Regions from separate parts of the Homo sapiens genome. Here region 2 is linked to region 1. A link is an interaction called in ENCODE POLR2A ChIA-PET data of the cell type or tissue named here. Cell type or tissue: HCT116. All regions are shown on one strand.

Region 1 (4,000 bases):
GTATCTCAAGAAACATAACATCAACCAATTGTTCCCTTCTCTTCTTCAAACATAAGCAGGCTTCTAGGTGTGGGCTTACTGCTAAAGCAGATTCCTATTGGGGGGATTGGAGTTATCCTCATGGGCTTCACTTTAACTCAGCCCCCAGTACCTTAGGGAGTCAAAGAAGTTTATAGCTGCAAGGATGCTTAGAGATCATCAGTGCACACACTCTCCCATTAGGGGAACTGAGGCACAGAGCAAGGAAAGATTTGCCCAAGGAATTTCAGGACAGATCTAGAACAAAAACCAGCGTTCTTCTTCAGATTTACGAGAGGAGGATGACCATTTCTAATCGTTGTGTGCTCCCTGTTCCCTGCATTTGCAGAGCTAGAGGAATACATGGGTGGCTGGTATGGGCAGAACATCACCCAAAAGATATGCACCCTCAAACTGACTAAACTGAAGAGTCATTCCACCTCCAACCTTTTTTTTTTTTTTTTTGAGATGGACTCTCGCTCTGTTGCACCCAGGCTGGAATGCAGTGGCGCAATCTCGGCTCACTGCAACCTCTGCCTCCCAGGTTCAAGCGATTCTCCTGCCTCAGCCTCCTGAGTGGCTGGGATTACAGGTGCCTGACACCACGCCCGGCTAATTTTTTGTATTTTTAATAGAGACAGTGTTTCACCATATTGGCCAGGCTGATCTCGAACTCCCAAACTCAAGTGATCTGCCTGCCTTGGCCTCCCAAAGTGCTGGGATTACCGTTCCCAGCCCCACTTTCAATCTTTGTACCATTAAAATGCATATCTTCAGTCACTGTCACAAACTCCATATCCTTTTCTGAAAGCTGCCTCTGTGAGGGGACTGTTATCAGGGATATGAAGATCACTGTATGCCTGGCACATAGAGGGATACAGCTTGGGAGGGAATACTACTGTTTAAGGAATCTTTTTAATTTTTTTTACTTTTTTTTTTTGAGACAGAGTCTTTCTCTGTCACCAAGGCTGGAGTGCAGTGGTGTGATCTCGGCTCAATGCAACCTCCACCTCCCGGGTTCAAGCAATTCTTCTGCCTCAGCCTCCCGAGTAGCTGGGACTACAGGCGCATGCCACCACACCTGGCTAATTTTTGTATTTTTAGTAAAGACAGGGTTTCACCATATTGGCTAGGCTGGTCTTGAACTCCTGACCTCATGATCCACCCACCTCGGCCTTCCTAAGCCCTGGGATTACAGGCATGAACCACCACATCTGGCCTAACTAATGCATCATTTTTTAAAAGGTGTACTATGCATAACACCACAGTGCTGTTTCAGTAAGAGTAGTGGCTGTAAGATCAGGAGACCGGGGTGTGATCCTGCCTCTGGGAGGGCTGTAAGTGAGCAGGGCCCACCCAGCACAGAGCCCGGACAGACAGATAATGGGCTTGGCAGGTGGTGCTGGTGTACTTGCAGAGAGATTTAGGCCACAGATCAAAAGAGACACTGGGAGTTGGAGCTTTTTATGAGAGGACAGTAGGTAGAAAATCAAGGCCTGACTGACTTTGGGGTGGGGGGCATCAGGAACATAAGTGATGCTCCACACATCCCACTTTTCCTTAAGCAGCAGTTCTCAGATATTGTCCACCATGATAGGCAGGACAGGTGATGCTCCCAGGTGAGCCATGCTTCTGTGGGCATGTCCCAGGTTTGATGGGACTTCCTGTAGCTAGCTGTGTGTGCCCACGCCTTCTCTTCCACAGCAGGGAGCTTATGGTGATGCAAGAGAGTGAGACAATACCTCACTGCCCTGCAAACATCAATGTGTGACTACCCATAATGAATAATCCAAAGTCTTTGTGACATGCCTGCACTTCACAGTTGACCCTACATCAGGCTTAAGCCCTGACTTGGAGTAATAATGATACAACTACACAATCTTGGGCAAGTCCCCTAAATCTCATTGTGCCTCAGTTTCCATGGCTGTAAAATGTGAATAATGAGAGTTGCTCTCTCATAGAGTGGTTGAGAAAATTAAACTAGATAATGCAGAAAATGTGCTCAGCACAGTGCCTAACATAGTAAACGGTCAAAAATTATTACTTATGATCCCTTCTATTGTTATATAATCAGGTAGAATATATGTTAATAGGAGATTGGTTACCCAAATATGTATGTTTAACAGGGAATGTATTATCCAAATATAAATTCAAAAAACTAAAACACACAATTATAAAATGAATTAAGCAGTGAAAGCAAGTGCTCATGCTTCTTAAGGATCCCCACAGGGAAGGCCTACAGATTTTCATTACCATAAAGGGTTTTAATGGCAGTAAGATGCTGGGGCATGTTCTGGCCCCAGAAAGGCTAAGTATTGCGATAGAAGAAATTCAGGGGTTGTAACTGAGGGGAGAAGGGTTTGCAAACTCTCATCTCTTTTCGAATCTATCTGGTAGAGGCCACGGATTTAGTTAAAGCAGAGTTTCTCAACCTCAGCACAACTGACATTCTGGGCTGGACACTTCCTTGTTGTGGAGGCCACTCTACCCACTGGAGATTGTTTAGCAGCCTTTCTGCTCTCTATCTCCTAGATGCTAGTAGCACTGCCCCCAGTTGTGACAACCAAAAATGTCTCCAAACATTGCCACATTTCTTTTATTTTCTTCCTTTTTTTTTTTTTTTTTTGAGATGGAGTCTCACTTTGTTGCCCAGGCTGGAGTGCAGTGGCGTGATCTCGGCTCACTGCAACTTCTGCCTCCCGGGTTCAAGCAATTCTGTCTCAGCCTCCCCAGTAGCTGGGACTACAGATGCCCACCACCATGCCCGGCTAATTTTTGTATTTCTAGTAGAGGCGGGGTTTCACCATGTTGGTCAGGCTGGTCTTGAACTCCTGACCTCAGGTGATCCACCAGCCTCGGCCTCCCAAAGTGCTGGAATTATAGGCATTAGCCTCCATGCCCAGCCACCAAATTTCCTTTGAGGGGCAAAATTGCCCCTGATTGAGAGCCACTGCATTAAACAAAAAGCCATATAATTATAACATGTTATATAATACAGATTTTTTAATGTATTTCAAAAATATTATTTACATAACATAAAAATATGGCTTCATTTATTCAAGTCTTTATTGAAAGCAGTTGATTTGTAAAAACAAAAATGTCAAAGGCCTTTTCTAATAACTCTAAGCTTATCACATTTTTAAAGTAAATATTGAGAATATCAGCCTCATTAGAGGTTAAAGTTTGTTTTCTTTCTATTAAATGGTATGTTTAACAAAATATCACATGATTGTCAGTAAAACCAAAGATAGATGCATATTTTTAAACTCCTGATTGTTTACCACTTTAACTCGTTTTCAAAAACAGCATGTGATCTCCCATTATATATAAAAACTCAAAGTGAATCAAAGACCTAGATATAAGAACTACACTATAAAACATTTGGAAGAAAACATAGGCATAAATCCTTCTGATTCTGGATTAGGCAATGGTTTCTTAGATAAGATATCAAAGCAATAAGCAACAAAATAAAAAAGTAGATTACTTGGACTTCATTAAAATTAAAAACATTTGTGCTGCGAAGGACACTAGTGAGAAGACAAACCACAGATTGGGAGGAAATATTTGTAAATCATGTATCTCATAAGAGTTTCATATCTAGAATACATAAAAATCTCTTACAACTCAATAATATATGACAAATAACCCAATTTAAAAATGGGCCAGGCGTGGTGACTCACACCTGTAATCCCAGCACTTTGGGAGGCCAAGGTGGGTGGGTCACCTGAGGTCAGGAGTTTGAGACCAGCCTGGCCAACATGGTGAAACCCTGTCTCCACTAAAAATACAAAAATTAGCCGGGCGTGGTGGTGCATGCCTGTAATCCCAGCTACTCAGGAGGCTGAGACATGAAATTTGTTTGAACTCAGGAGGCAGAGGTTGCAGTGAGCTGAGATCACGCCGCTAGACTCCAGCCTGATCAACAGAGTGAGACTGTCTCAAAAAAAAAAATAAAAAATAAAAAATAAAAAATAAAAATGGT
Region 2 (4,000 bases), 100 kb before region 1:
AAATACTTCCAACATTTGTTTTCAAATAATCATACAATATGAATAATCACAAGACAGGCTGTGTTGCCTAGAGAGGGACCATACCTAAAACTAGGTACTTTTACTGAGAAATAACCTTATTAAGTATAATTATGGACAGGTGCAGTGGCTCATGCCTGTAAGCCCAACACTTTGGGAAAACGAAGCGGACGAATTGCTTGAGCCCAGGAGTTTGAGACCAACCAGGGCAACATGGCGAAATCTCAACTCTACAAAAAATTTGCCAGGCTAGGTGACACATGCCTGTGGTCCCAGCTACTCAGGAGGCTGAAGTGGAAGGATCGCTTGAGCACAGGAGGCAGAGGTTGCAGTGAGCTTAGATCTCACCTGCAGCCTGGGCAACAAAGTAAGACCCCATTTCGAAAAGAAAAAAATAAGAAAGAAAAATTGCCAGAATGACTGAGCATTCATCATGTGACAGACACTGTTCTTGTTCTATGCATTTTACATGTGAATAATTTAATCCTCATAACATGAGATATATACTACTATTATGAGATGTATACTATTATTATTACCTTCAGGAAATGAAAGCACAGGGAGGTAAATAACCTTCCCAAATTAACACAGCTAGTATTTGGCTAAACCAAGATTAAAACACAAACCAACGTAGCTCTAAAAACCCAAAACCCACACTCTTAGCCTGCAAACTGTGCACGTCTCTGTAATCTATTTACACATGCCAAATATAATTTCTTGCATAATGAGGTGATATCATTCACTGAATTAAAAAGTTAACTTCATTGCTACTGACCTTCTTAGATAAAAACAACTCAAAATTAAAACATACCACAGGCATAATTCAAGCGGGATTAACCCACAAGCACAATGCAACACAGGTCAATATCTAGGACTTTTAGTCGGTCACTTACCTCGGGATCATCTGTGTAATCAAACATTCTGAAGATGACCCTTGGCATTGGGTACACTGAATCTTCAGTGTGAGGAGGTGGTGTAAAAGGAGGCAGATTGTGCTGCAGTGCTTCACACAGGATGCTGTCAAAGGCAAGATAAGGTCTTAGGATGTGCCGTTCCTGCCAGCGATCCTTTTTCAATTTCTGAATCTGGGCCCACAGGCAATCTAAATACTAAAGACAGATTAATTTTTAATCATTAATATAATTAACATTTTGACTAGACAAAATGAAAAAATCACTACCCTTTAAAATACAGGATACAAAAGTAAGCTAACTTGTAAGATGGTACAAAAAAAGGTGCTAAGTTTTTGTTTTTATTTTACTTACAAAGTCTACCTGTTTGGAACTGTCTGTTTTGACATTTTTCAAATTAAGCATTTAAATAAATATATGTCAACTCTGTAATAGCTGGCATTCCAAAGAACAAGGGAATATTTCAATTACATTCTATCATCTATTAAAGACCTACCATACACCTTGAGCTATGAGAAGGAACTATCATGAAATGTAGAAACACAGTCAAAGGGTAAAATGGAATGGTCTGAGTATCTTACAGAGATAAGAATCTATTCAAGAGCTGACTGTGTTTGTATCACAAGGGACTGAAATCCATTTACCTCTTCTTGTGGATGTGGTTTATCAGCAGTCCATACCTGTAACATGGGTACATGAGTCTTTTGGCGTCTTCTAAAGATAAAAATGAAAATCTACATTTAGGCTTTTAAAAACAAGAGATGCTCAGTCACCCTCACAGTTATTAAAATGCAAATTAAAGCAATGAAATAACATTTTACCTACTGGAGTGGCAGATATCAACTGTTTTGATAATGTACTGTGTATCATCAAGATGCAGGTCAAGATTCAGTCTCAAACATTGTTGACAAAGAGGTTAACTGATATAATCTCTTTGGGAAAGTATAATCTCTTTGGAAGGTAATTTGACTAAATCTATCAAAATTGTTTAGAACCCTCAACTCGGCAATGCCATTTCTAAAAATTTATATCCCCCATAAATATATTTGCACATGTACATAAAAACATATACACAAAGATATTCACTGAAACATTGTTTATAAGAGCAAAAGATTGAAAATAACCTAAACGTCCACCAACAGGAGACTACGGAAATCATGGTACATTAAAAAGTGAAATACCCTACAACTGTTAAAAAGAATGAAGTAGAGTTAAGTATTTTTATGCAACAAATCCAAGTTATAGTAAGAAAAAAAAAAAAAGCCAAGTGAAGAACAGTGTGTATATTGGGCTATCATTTGAATAAAAAAGAGAAAGGATATGTATACACACACACACGATTCTTTTTTTTTTTTTTTTTTTTTTTGAGACGGAGTCTCACTCTGTTGCCCAGGCTGGAGTGCAGTGGCGGCACCATGTCGGCTCACTGCAACCTCCGTCTCCTGGGTTCAAGCAATTCTCCTGCCTCAGCCTCCCGAGTAGCTGGGATTACAGGCACCCACCACCACGCTCGGCTAATTTTTGTATTTTTTAGTAGAGATGGGTTTTCACCATGTTGGCCAGGCTGGTCTCAAACTCCTGACCTCGGGTGATCCACCTGCCTTGGCCTCCTAAAGTGCTGGGATTACAGGCGTGAGCCACTGCGCCCGGCCAAAAGATTCTTATTTTTTAAGCTTCTTTTAACTTTACTTAATAACCAACTAAGTAGCTATTAACAGTTATCCAAAAAAAGCACTTAAAAAAGAGAAAATGAAACTTAACAACAAAATCAATCTGTAAAAACCTAAGGGCCACATAACCATTACCATGTTGCTGGATAGTTAAGCATAAATTTACTAAAAAGACCTATTTATTATTATTGTATCTAACAATATAAACCAAGCTTTTACATTGGCTTAGGAGAGATGAGTAATGGGAAGACATGTGACTATTTTAATTGAAATGTGTCATATTACTTAAGAAGTACTGGCTGGATGGAGGGTTAAGGACCACTGTTTTAAGAGCTTGATTTAAGATTAATTTACATGAACTAAATATACTGTATGTGCTAGGACAGTGGTTCTCCACTTGTGAAATGTGTTAATAATACAGATGTCCAAACCTCTCTCTCAAATTGTATAATTTATCAGGTCTGGGGGTTGGGGTCTGAGTATTTTAAGTACCACAGGTAATTCTTATCCACACTAATATTTGAGGAACTATTGCACTAGGGTGTTTTATGTCTTTTATAAACAAACATATAAAAGCAGCTTAAAAGAAGCTATATTGCCAACTGTCCTTTGCACTGGCAAAAGTAAGCAAACCATATCTGACTACTTTGAGGTCTCAGTGAGTTAAAACAGCAGGAGAACAGGATTACCTAGAAAATACCTTCAGGAACTCTACAGCTTATTTTTGAGAAACTCAAATGGTATCACTGATATAAGATATCCTTTACCTAAGCAACAAAGAGTACTATGAGCTGTGCCCTTACTTAAGATAGCTTTCAGTGTTGGCAAAGATGCGGTCCATCTCTGCATCTTTCTTTTCGTACAACTCCTTTCCAACCCAGGGCAAAGATGACAGAAATGCATACACATACCAATCTCGTCGCACCTAAAGGATTTTTAAAAAGTTAAGTTTAAAATATGCTTTAATTATATTCATTCATATTTTATTTATTCTTGAATGAAATCCTATGGAAGCTATTTAATAGGACTTAAATAAGACATCTGGTTTATACAGAGCATTTCTAGATATATTAGTTCTAATCTTACTAGACAGCATCATTTAAATCAACATACAGATATTATGAGAACCCACCAGTGTGCCAGTCAGCTTAATTTTTAGATAGTAAGAACTTAAAGTGTGATAGTCTGCTGTTATTTTTTTCTTTATTGCTAATGGGTTATCAGCGAAAAATTCCTGGTACTATATGGAAGTACCAGGATTCAGTAACCCCTCAAGAACCCCTCAAGATTCAGCATGAGGGGTTCTCTTACCTGAGGTACATCTTCTTCCTGAGTTACGCTTACAAAATTTTCAAACATAGCAACCATTGATGGGGCGGCAATCACATGACAATTCACAAG

The links. ChIA-PET counts read pairs that join two places held together with the same protein. Peaks named below come from ENCODE experiments on the same cell type or tissue, not always from the same donor. Only the 100,000 strongest peaks of a DNase experiment are listed, where the experiment ranks them.
Region 2: POLR2A ChIA-PET joins it to region 1 with 5 read pairs; 5 of 35 experiments call an interaction of 5 or more read pairs at or near these places.

The regions. Positions count from the first base shown.
Region 1 is chr9:97,541,494-97,545,493 of GRCh38, reverse strand. All of the region lies in intron 2 of TMOD1 (tropomodulin 1), which reads right to left. Among named protein-coding and RNA genes, the nearest start is that of TMOD1-AS1, 27 kb to the right of the region's middle. In HCT116, no CTCF peak of the experiment used is centred here; a DNase peak (open chromatin) is centred at 1,753.
Region 2 is chr9:97,645,135-97,649,134 of GRCh38, reverse strand. NCBP1 (nuclear cap binding protein subunit 1) reads right to left here. Exons shown (of 23, transcript NM_002486.5): 5 at 3,911-4,000; 6 at 3,403-3,524; 7 at 1,574-1,643; 8 at 912-1,127. Among named protein-coding and RNA genes, the nearest start is that of NCBP1, 13 kb to the right of the region's middle. In HCT116, no CTCF peak of the experiment used is centred here; no DNase peak of the experiment used is centred here.